2 separate regions of the Mus musculus genome follow, and region 2 is linked to region 1. Evidence: chromatin contacts called from ENCODE Hi-C or POLR2A ChIA-PET data. All regions are on one chromosome and are shown on one strand. The core of a region is the stretch at or near the end of the contact, and the rest is flanking DNA. Distances in the headings are between cores, read along the strand shown. Region 1 holds the start of Mgat2 (mannoside acetylglucosaminyltransferase 2). Region 2 holds the start of Pole2 (polymerase (DNA directed), epsilon 2 (p59 subunit)).

Region 1 (5,727 bases), core at 1,359-3,858:
AAAACTCCTAGAATGCCTTTATTGATACAAATAGAAGATTCTGCAAAATGATTAGGGAATTTTATGCAAAAATGAGTATTTTATTTTGGCAGCACTAAGAAGAAAAAAATCAAAACCACTGTATTTCTACATTGAGGTGAAAACATTGCTTTAACTTCCTTATTAATCAAATACATTCCAAAGGAAATCATGTAATATGTATGTTGAAAGCACAGGCAAATCTTAACACAATAGCACAGGAATCAGTAATACTGAAAATGACTCTTCCGACAGGATGCTTAACAAACTTAAAACTTCTGAGTTATTGAACCAAAGGATTCCTTTCTAATAACTGTGTCAATAGTGAAACTGGGTCTGTCCCAGAAATACTCTAGTGATTTCATTGTAATACTTTTTACTGTTGTTGACAGTTTTAAATAAATCTTGATATACTTAAAATAACTTTTGAAAGTGGAAAAGTATACAAAGTTTTAGATAAAAAGATTAACAGATGTGATTTAAATAAAATTTCCCCTTTCTTTTTTTATCAATAATCTAATCATTACTTTTAAGCAGATAGACTGAATTTTAAAACCCAGTCCCAAAATGAAAATTTCAGTTTGAAATTTTAATCAGTCCTAACTGGAAAGGATTGCTATGTATCTGGACACCTTTTACAAGAAGTTTATGTATTAAAGCAGAGGCCGGTTCCTATACCTTTATTCAATTGTATATCCCATTGAGACAAATATAAAAAATAGAAGACTGTCACTTTTGCTTTTGCAATTGTGATATTTTTTTTCCTCACTGCAGTCTTCTATAACTTTTACAGAGTTCATGGTCCCTAATATCTCCCCACCCTCCATTTTTCCTAGGTGGGGAAATGGCTGCCATAGGAAACTTCTCACCGATAACTAGAGTTTCCGGAAACAGGTATTGTTTGTTGCTATTTAATAATGACTCAATTTGGGCACTCTGGGTGGATGGCCTACATGTTTTCTTGTGATGCATACCACAGTCTCCAGCATGAAAAATCCTAGGAGCCTGAGGAACTAAGACTTTCCAGATTTTAGGAAGACAAGCTAGAGTCAAATACTGAAGAGTCCAGTCCCAGTTATAATCATCGTAAGTACAGAAAGTGTCCGTGCATTCGATAAGCTTCTGATATGCATCTCGGGTCAAGGCTAGCCCCATGTTGTGCTCTGTCGATTTCCAAGTTTTCACATCTACTTTGTCAGCAATGCCATAGAAACTCCGAATGGTGGTGTAGGTCCCTAGAGAGAGGACGTCACACCCAGGACACTCCTGCTGCTTCAGTTTCCACATCTTTTTGAAGACATGGTAAAAGTCTGGGGCTAAGTAGTGGTCCTCTTCCAGGAAGAGTATAAGGCCAGTGTAATCTTGAAGAACTTTGACTCTTTCCCATACAAAATGCAGCTTCCACCACCAATGGTGTTTGGTTTGTGAGAACTTGGCCTCTCTGTAATGGCCGAAGGAGTCAGGGTATTCGGCATTGATGCACCCCAACTTCAGAGCTGCATTCTTCTTTAGGTCTCTGGGGCAATCTCTAGGGTCACTACCCGGAAACTCATTCGGGTACAGCTGAATGCTGAACGGAAAGAACACTTGCAGAACCGGGCAGAAATCCACCCTGGAGATCAGACTGTTGATCTCTGCGGACCAGAAGTCATGGCTAAAGATGACTAGGACTTCCTGAATACCCTGGGCTTTGCGAAGCGAGTCTATCAGCAACCTGAGGTATTCCGGCCTGTTATGCACCTGGACCACCAGCACCAGCTCCCCGGGGCTCCAGGTGCCGTCATTACCGACGTTCCTCAGCATCTGATCGAAGTTCAACTGGTACACCAGGGACCGGTACCGCAGCGTTAGGTTGTCCACCTCCGGCCGCGGGACCGCGGGAACCAGAGGAGCGGCCGATTCGTTTGAGACCCTGCGGATGCCTACGGACACAGCAAGGTGGCCCGCACCCCGTACGGGCTCCGCGTCCAGCAGCGGCGGGCCAAGGGCGTCGCTCTTCCTTTGTCGCCCATTGCTACTCCAGAGGACGAAGCCGCAGGCGGCCACCACGAGCGTCAGGATTAGCACCTTCCGTTTGTAGATGCGGAACCTCATGGTCTCCAGGGCCCGGAGCGCGGGCGCGGAAAAGAAGCTGGCGGCCTCTGCACGGAAGGGGCGGGCGGGCGGCGCCGTCGCCTTGGCCTGCAGCCCTAGGAACTGGCCCCCGCGGCGGCCCTCGCTAACTCATCCCGGGCTCCGGCGTCCTGGGGCCCGAAGGCTCTCAACTGCCTCGCGCCGCCCGGGCTCCGCGCATCCTCTCTGGCAGTTGCAGCTCCGGCAGCCGCCCCGCCGCTACGAGCCGCGGCTCAACGTCGCCTCGGTCCTCTCCATTCAGCACCCGGGGGTCCCGGAAGAAGCCCCGCCGCGGTCGCCGACACCGTGATTCCTTTACCTGCGCTGCCCGTGGCTCTGCGTCCTCTGCGCGCTCATCCTTGCTCGCACGGCGGAACGGCGACACCGAACGCCGCAGCCTCGCCCCGCTCCGGCAGCGACCGCTCTGACAAGCCGCGACTGGCCTGCGAGCGCCCGGGCCCTCCGGCCCACACCCTCCGCCCCGCCCCGCCCCGCCGGGCGCTGATTGGCGCTTCTCAGAAGCCTCCGGAGGAGGCCGCTGCTTATTGGTTCGCATTCCCGTCGCTCAGGTTCAGTTCCGACTTCCGCTCTGTTCGTCCCTTTCCTGTTCGGCGCGTGCGGTTGAGTCGGGGATCGCGGCGGCCGGTCTCTCGGTAAGTCTGGAGCAGAGCGGTAGCTGCTTCCTTGGGGACCGCGGTCGCCTGGAAGCCGGAGCCGACCTAGCTCTTTGAGGCGTCGGAAAGGGGCAGGTGCTGCCCGCCGCGGCTTGAGGTCAGCCCGCGGCTCTCTCGGAAGAGACCGCTCCAGCATGGCGGCTCCCGGGCGGCGAGGCGTGCTGGCTGCTAACGACACGTCAGCCTTCGGGCCCGCTGGAGAGTGACGGTGCTTTAGAGGGGGTGAAGCCAAAACAGACTGACGTGGCTGGGGGGAAGGAACGAGCCCGGTTGTTGCAGAAACGACTATATTTCGTTGTAAGCCATTCGTAGCTAGAAAACGGAGGGAATTGCTGTGGGGTAGTCCGAGCAAAACTTCTCTACCCGGACGCCACTGCGTTGTCCTTGCAGTGAGACCTAAGAAATTGGACGCTGGTTTGGGGAGAACTGTAATGGCCACTCCAAGTGTCAGTTCCTTTGGACGCTAAGGCAGACCTCAACTAGCAATCCTCTGCCTCAGCCTCCCAGGACACACTCCATCAGGTCTGAGTTTTTAACTGTTAATGCCTCGTTTTAGTTTAAAAAAACAAAAAACAGTTTTTCTATAGGCTTGAAGTGGTAAGGATTGAACCCCGGTGTTTAAGCCAGTGCTCATCCACTCAGCTGCGTGTTGGCCTTTTATTCACGTGGGAAATGAGTACTTGGTGGGTTCACAAATTTTCGAACATTACTGTTTTTTTTTTATATGTTCCTACAAATTATACCTGTTTAAAACTTTCGAGTTTGAAGATCTTTAATGTCTGAAACTTTCTTACAGTTCTCATCGCAGACACTTCTACTGCAAACATGGTCAACGTACCAAAAACCCGAAGGACTTTCTGTAAGAAATGTGGCAAGCATCAGCCTCACAAAGTGACCCAGTATAAGAAGGGCAAGGATTCCCTGTATGCCCAAGGAAAGCGGCGCTACGATCGCAAGCAGAGTGGCTACGGTGGGCAGACAAAGCCAATCTTTCGAAAGAAGGCCAAAACCACAAAGAAGATTGTGCTCAGGCTTGAGTGTGTTGAGCCCAACTGCAGATCCAAGAGGATGCTGGCCATTAAGAGATGCAAGCATTTTGAACTGGGAGGCGACAAGAAGAGGAAGGGCCAAGTGATCCAGTTCTAAAACTTGTGTTCTCTGAGAGGAAAATACTGAAGCAGTAGAGAAATGACCTGCTAGAGAATAAAGTTACTGTTAATGATACCAAGCCTTGTGTTTTGATTCTCAGTAGGATTGCATATTTAGGGGGTTTTGTTTTCAAACATAATTTGAGTCTGGGTCTACCTCTGCCTCCTAAATACTAGAAGTACAGAATTGCACCATATCCTATTTCTAAGGTGCTGTGTTGGGTTGAACCCAGTGCTTTCTGCATGCTAGGCAAAGTGTGTACTAAGTGCCCTACAAGAAGTCATACAGATAAGCAGTAGCTACAGAATAATGGGCACAGAACATATGTGATGGTCATAGAATTCATTCCCCAGATCTGCTGACAAAGGTTTCATCCTTCCACTCAGAATGGCTTGGAGACTAACATTAAATTGGTCACTTGATTAGGTATTTTCAATTTATATGAAAATTATTATTTAATAATTGTTCATTATATTTTCAGACTTGTTGATGTTGGCTAATTTACCATGGACAGTGATACATGTTTGGTAACTCATTCAAAAAAATTCCATAAAAGGGAGGAGGGGAATAAAATTTGAATTTAAATGACTCATTGGTGGGTGGGGTAAAGAATAATTAAGACTGGAGAGATGGCTTATTAACCCTGGCTGTCTTTTTTTTTTTTTTTAATCTTACACGTGAATTGACTCTTTGCCTAGAAGTGTACATGTGTGAGGGTATCAGGTCTAGAACTGGCGTTAGTTGTGAGCTGCCACGTGGGTGCTCCAATTAAACCTGGGTCCTCTGGAAGAACAGCCAGTGCTCCTTACCAGATAAGCCATTTCTACAGCCCATGGCTGCTCTTTTTGCAAAACATCCCCAGCATCTACGTGGCTTCCAATTGTCTGTAAGTATAATTACAGGGGATCTAACATGTTTATCTAAAACTCCTATGTAGAAAGTTTACTCCTATGTAAAGATAATTAAGAAAGCAAGCTTTTTCATTGGTGGTACTGCTAGGAGTCAAACTTAGGGTCCTGTATATACTAGGGAAGTCCTGTTACAGACCTATACCATCATTATCTAGTTAAGAAATAAAATTTTGGGGAGACAGGGTTTCTAGCTTTGGCTGTCCTGGAAGTATGTAGACCAGACTGGCCTCAAATTCAGAGATTAACCTCCCTCTGCCTCCTTTAAGGTAGACCACTATGTCTTACCCCTTGAATAAAGTTCTAATAAAAGTGTTCTAATGCTGCTGGGCAGTGGTGGCATACACCTTTAATCCCAGCACTTGGGAGACAGATGCAGGAGTTCAAGGCCAGCCTAGTCTAGAAAGTAAGTTCCAGGAACTAAATGCTATACAGAGAAGCCTTGTCCTGAAAAACCAGAAAAAAAAAAAAGTGTTCTAATGCTTAATACCAATGTTTGAATCTTTAAAAAAGGAAAAAAGTTGGAAATGATAAAGTTGTAGTAAAATGAATTATAGGTGAAATCTGGTTCTCCTTTCCAGGCTGAACAGCCACACGCTAACACCTCTGTTCCTCCAAACCTATTCACTCTCAGACCTGGAACTCATCATGCAAAACAGGCAAGCCTCCAACTCAGAGACCCGCCTGCCTCTGCCTCCCAAATGCTAGAATTAAATGTGCATCACACCATGACTTTATGGTTTGGGGGAGGGGGGTAGAATATTTAGTGACAAATACTCCTTCCCCCTAGATCCTCAACACAATCAGTACAGGGTCTCTCTGTGTAGCCCTGGCTGTCCTGGAACTCACTTTGTAGACCAGGCTGG
Region 2 (5,797 bases), core at 1,574-4,073, 44 kb before region 1:
ACAAAGCAAGGCTCTGGGTCACCATGACATCTCTGCACTTTGGTTATCTGTCTTTACTGTTCTTAAGGTGATAGATAACCTTGGTGGAGATATCTGGAGGTGAACTATCCTTCATACCAGTGAATGTCAATTGGCCTTGGGATCCACAAGCTAAAGGACTACTGAAAAGGGTATTAGCAAGGTCAACTGCAATACAGAGAGATACCAGCACGTACCAACTACTATGTCAAAAGAGCGATGTGGGGTACAATGGTCACTTCTACTCAATTCTCTAGAATCCACTCTCACTCTCCAGGAGCCATCTTGATCTTTACCCCGTCTAGCTGTTTAAAGGGTTCTGTGATTTCATCGTAGCCCCTGGGCAGTCTGTACTGTTTGACGTTCATAGACCAGGTCAAGATAGGCAGCTTTACAGGCTCCTGTCTCACCTAAGCACCTAGGACCACCTTTACAGTTTGCACTCTCAGTACAGCTCTCCAATGCTGGTGTGCAGGGTATGTCCAAGTAATATGCTCACCCAGGACATACTCTTGCAGTGGAGAAATGCATATACTATACCCCCGAGAGAGCGGGGCATAATCGCCACCCAGGACAAGTTTAATCTTTTTTTTTTTTTTTTGGCTTTTTGAGACAGGGTTTCTCTGTATAGCCTTGGCTGTCCTGGAACTCACTTTGTAGACCAGGCTAGCCTCGAATTCAGAAATCCGCCTGCCTCTGCCTCCCGAGTGCTGGAATTAAAGGTGTGTATACCACCGCCCGGCTAAGTTTAATCTTTTTAAGTGTGTGTGTGTGTGTGTGTGTGTGTGTATGTGTGTTGTATGTGCCAGTACAGCATACATGTGGAGGTCAGAGGACACACTGGAGTCTTTCCTTGTCGTCTACCTCGATTCAGTTCAGACAGGGTCTCTTAGTTTTTCACTGTTGCTGGCCCATGAGCTTCCAAAATTCCTGCTGTCTCTGTCTTCTATTAGGCTATAGGAATGCTGGGATTGATGATTCTCAGCACCACATCTGGAATTATGTAGGCTCTGGGGATTAGAACTCAGGTCCTCAGGCTTGCATGGCAAGCACTTTTACTTATGGAGTCATGGCAACAAATGGCAGAATCAGGAAGCTGAGAGCTCCTGTCTTCAAATGCAAGCACAAAGCAGAGAAAAAGAGCTGGAAGTGGGGTGATGCTATACAATCTCAAAGCCTACTGTCTGAGTTAGAGTTTTACCGCTGAGAACAGACACCATGACCTAGGCAACTCTTGTAAGGACAACATTTAATTGGAGCTGGCTTACAGGTTCAGAGGTTCAGTCCATTATCATCAAAGCAGGAGCATAGCAGTGTGCAAGCAGGCATGGGACAGGAGGAGCTGAGGGTTCTACATCTTGTTCTGAAAACAAATAGAAGACTGGCTTCCAGGGAGCTAAAAGGGTCTCATTGCCCACCCACACAGTGACACACTTCCTCCAACAAGGCCATACCTATAGTCCAACAAGGCCACACCTCCTAATAGTGCCCCTTCCTGGGCTAAGCATATTCAAGCCACCACAGCTGCTCCAGCACAACTGCACCACCTGAATCTCTCCAAACAGCGCCACCAACTGGGAACCAAGTGTTTACACACCAGAGCCTACGGGAGACATTTTTATTCAAACCACCACAGCTGGGATCTCTCTTTGTTGTCTAGTTTAACTTTTCAAAAGTTTTGAAATGCAAAATCAAGCAAATATACACATGCATTCTTTTTACTGTTTTCCTTTTCAGAAAGATCTTAAATATACGCCCCAGAGATAATTGCTTATACCGTTGTAGAAATCATTCAAGTTTTTGGCTTATTTGCCTCTCCCACTCCCACTAAGCCTCAGGTATCTTAGGCTTGCTTTGAACTTGCTGTGACATCAAAGATGGCCTTTGCCTCCTGAATCCTTGCACCTCCCCGTTCTGAGGCCTGGGATTATAGATCTGTGGTCTTATGCCCAGAGCTTTCTTGTGTCCTGTAAAGTTGCATGCTTATTTATAAACAGCCAATTGATTATTCATCTCAACAGCACAAGTATATGTGTGTGTGTGCGTTTGTGTGTGTGTGTGTGTGATGGATGGATGGATGGATTTTTATATAAGGTCTCACTGTGATTCACTGACTGGTCTGGAACTCATTCTCTAGAACAAGTTGCCCAGGTGTTTACAGAGATCCCCCTGCCTCTGCCTTCTGAGTTCTTGGATTAAAGGCATGTGCCATCACACTCAGCAAGAGGGAACATTTTAAGATGTGCTCTACTGAGTCTACTTGTAGGACTGAGAATAACGATTCAAGAGCAGCTCCACCGCACTGGCAATTCACCTCATACCAACCATTTATAATCTTGGGTTTGTTACTCCACCAGTAAAAAAAAAAAAAAAGAAGGTATGTCATGAAAAAAGTGGGACTGCTAAATGATGACAGCGGATCGTGGAGAGGCCCTCAACTAAAACTGGTCGGATGGGAGTGATCGAAAACGGTGAAAACACAGTATTTCCTGAGCATGTGTAGAACCGGGAAACAACGGCTCTACAACTCTCATAGCCCTGGAAGGGAAGACTCTGGGTGCAGGAAGCTTGGGTAGAGTCAGAGTAGAAGAGGGTAGCTGAGTGTCCGGGAAGCTGAGTGTTCAGAAAATGCTTTTGGGATAAAGGAAGCTTGTTCCCACTCTGACCACTCCTACTTCACTCCCTAGGCAGGGTCTGAGATTCCCAGAGGCCCTGCAGTTAGTAAGGCCAAAAAAATCCATTTCACCAGCCCAAGAATATAAGGGCGGGACAAGGGGTGTGTCTATTCCAGGAGGGGGCGGGGCGTCGGCGGTGGCGCCAAATCGCGAACATGGCGCCGGAGCGGCTGCGGAGCCGCACGGTCTCAGCTTTCAAGCTGCGGGGCTTGCTGCTCAGGAGGTGAGTCTCGAGGTAACCTGACCCGCCGCAATGCCCTATCTAGAACATTCTGTCATAAGAGGCGATGTCTCTCCGGTGCATTTGAGGCTGCAGAGCCTACCTGGGTTTCCGCGATCCTGGCGCCGGGTGCGAATGTTACTTCCAGGCTGGGCGGAGCTGCGCGCTGACGCCGAACTGAGCGGGGAAGTTGGGGGCGTGCTGGCTTCTGATCAACGGAGGTCCCCGCCTCTGCAGAATGGGAATCATTACAGTGTTACTTCTGGAAGTTACAGAGAGACGTGTCAGAGAAGGAGAGACATGGGTGAATCCATATGCGTGTCTGTTGGCGATTTATATTGTAGAGTATGAGTCTTCCAAACCCGTCTCTGTGTGGAATTTTCATTATTGCCTGGAGAAGTAAAATTTGGATAGATTTTAAACGTGTTTTTAGTTTGGCTTTTTTAGATTTCCTAGTTTACAATTTGCCCCCAAAGGAGGTTTTCCTGGCTGTAGTGTGTCTTTTCAGTCTTTAAAAATGAACATATCCAAGAAATCTCATATTACAATTTACATTTTATAATACACTTTCCGTTTAAGTACCTGCTGAGATCCGTATAGCTTTCTGAGTCAGAGTGTGAATGTTTTGTTTTCGTAACTGTGAACTTTATGAACCTTTTAGCTTTACGTTTTGCCCAGGAGTGTCCAAGGGTCAACCTGGGTCTACCCAGGGAGAAAGTGATGAATTTAATTTGGTTAATTCCTGACATTTGGAGAGAGGATTAATTGAGCAATAGCTTTTCCTTTCCTTTCCCTTAAAATGTACTATTATAAAGCTGTTGGAAGCTCATTAATTGATTCATTGAGATATACACTCAAGTCTTTTAGCCTCAAAGCACCGTGTGTGGAATTAAACGCCATGGGACTTTTCCTGTGGGAAGACAGTGTGTTATCTAGTGCTGTGTAGTAGATTACCCTCTGATTTAGAGACTCAATGGCACTCATGCCTGCATTCACTGTGGGCCAGCTATCCAGCACAACTTTAATCCCAGCACTCTGGAGGCAGAGGCAGGTGAATCTCTGTGAGTTCCAGGACAGCCAGGGCTATGCAGAGAAACTCTGTCTAGAAAATCAAACAAAAACTTAACTCAGAGTTTCGGCTTTGAGTCTCATACACTCCAGTCAGGACAGGGTCATCTCACATGTCCAGTGTACCCATCTCATTTAGATTTTTTTAAAAACGATTTATTTATTATTATATCTAAGTACACTGTAGTTGTCTTCAGACACACCAGAAGAGGGCATCAGATCTCATTGCGGATGGCTGTTAGCCACCATGTGGTTGCTGGGATTTGAACTCAGGACCTTCAGAAGAGCAGTCTGTGCTCTTAGCCACTGAGCCATCTCTCCAGCCCAATTTAGATTTTTTTTAAAAAGGTGTTTTACCAAGACCTGCTGCAGGGGTTTGTTGTTATTTTACCTGTTCACTTATTTTTTTAATGAACTGTTTCAAGCCTTGATACTTTAGAGGGCTACTTGAGGTTTTAGAGGGAGATATGAGTTTTCTGTTATGTTAGCTTTTTATAAAGCTTGAGTTGTATAAGATTTAAGTAAAAGTTTCCCCCTACCCCACCCTCCGCCCCCGAGAAATTCTTGGTCTCATCTTTTCTTTCTGTCACTAGTGAAGCCACCAAGTATCTGACTGAAGCTCTCCAGTCTGTCACTGAATTGGAGCTAGAGGAGAACCTAGGAAAGATCATCGATGCAGTTGAAAAGCAGCCCTGTAAGTAACATTTCCTGATGATGCTTAAATTGTTATAGCTTTGTGTCCTCTGATTTACATTTAAAAGGATACCGAGGCTCCATTATTAGCACAGTGCAGAGTTCCGAGAGTCGCACAGTAGTGTCTTTTCCCAAAGGGTTGGTTCAGTTGGGACCTCAGGATATCCTGGTCCTTGGTTCCCAGGCTCCTGCCTGGACAGGTGGAGTTACCGCCGCATCTTTTCTATACTTAACTGTTGCACTTGATCTTGCCCTTTAAAGAGTTATGTTGCTGTTCTTGTATATGATTACTGTTATTGCTATTGTTATTTTGCATGTGTGTATACACGTGTGCTCTGTGTCCGTATGTGGAGGTCAGAGGACAGCTTTGCAGCAGGTTCTCTCCTTCTACCATGTGGGTCTGAAGACCAAGCTCGTGTCACCAGAATTCTGTGGCAAGTGCTTTCACCGGCTGAGCTGTGCCATTGGCCCTGATCTGATCCCTCATGGTGTCTTGTTTTGCTCTCTAAACCTGTGACTGTCTTATCAAGTTAGATAGTCTTAAGTGTTTGAGGGAATAAGAGGAAAGTAAGAAGGCCTAAATCTCCTGCTCTGCCAGTTAAATTCTTCATCAGCTACCACCACAGGCACTGCCTAACAAGGAGAAGCGAACCAATGTTTCTACCGCCAACAGAATAGGAGTTTTAGCCCAATCTGACATGTGGGATGGATGCTAGCTAGCATCTTCAGTGATGTTAAAATTCATGTGGTCCGGGCTGTTGAGATGGCTCAGTGGGTAAGAGCATTGACTGCTTTTCCGGTCCTGAGTTCAAATCCCAGCAAACACATGGTGGCTCCCAACCATCTGTAATGAGATCTGACGCCCTCTTTTGGTGTGTCAGAAGTCAGCTACAGTGTACTTATATATAATAATAAATGAAGCTTTGGGCCAGAGCAAGCAGGGACTGAGCGAGCAGAGTTGACCGGAGCAAGCAGATGTCCTAAAAATTAAATCTCCAACAACCACATGAAGGCTCACAGTCATCTGTACAGCTACAGTGTACTCATATACATAAAATAAATAAATCTTTAAAAAAAATTCATGTGGTCCATGATACAGAGGAGAACTAGTTCTCCATTCACT

What was found. Hi-C counts contacts between places; a loop is a spot of excess contacts on that map. ChIA-PET counts read pairs that join two places held with the same protein, here RNA polymerase II (POLR2A).
Region 2: a loop to region 1 is called in a map of heart, with 1.9 times the contacts of the local background. The contact joins the promoter of Pole2 here to the promoter of Mgat2 in region 1. A Hi-C loop is called at or near these places in 1 of 37 maps with a recorded cell type or tissue (heart). POLR2A ChIA-PET finds 5 or more read pairs at or near these places in 2 of 5 experiments (Patski and embryonic stem cell).

What each region holds. Positions count from the first base shown.
Region 1 is chr12:69,181,039-69,186,765 of GRCm38, reverse strand. It overlaps Mgat2 (mannoside acetylglucosaminyltransferase 2), which reads right to left and starts at 2,608. Exons shown (of 1, transcript NM_146035.2): 1 at 1-2,608. The coding sequence starts at 2,112. The coding sequence ends at 784. It overlaps Rpl36al (ribosomal protein L36A-like), which reads left to right and starts at 2,699. Exons shown (of 2, transcript NM_025589.4): 1 at 2,699-2,783; 2 at 3,601-4,032. The coding sequence starts at 3,630. The coding sequence ends at 3,950.
Region 2 is chr12:69,225,216-69,231,012 of GRCm38, reverse strand. It overlaps Pole2 (polymerase (DNA directed), epsilon 2 (p59 subunit)), which reads left to right and starts at 2,823. Exons shown (of 19, transcript NM_011133.2): 1 at 2,823-2,916; 2 at 4,575-4,675. The coding sequence starts at 2,849. It also overlaps a transcript of Klhdc1 not described here.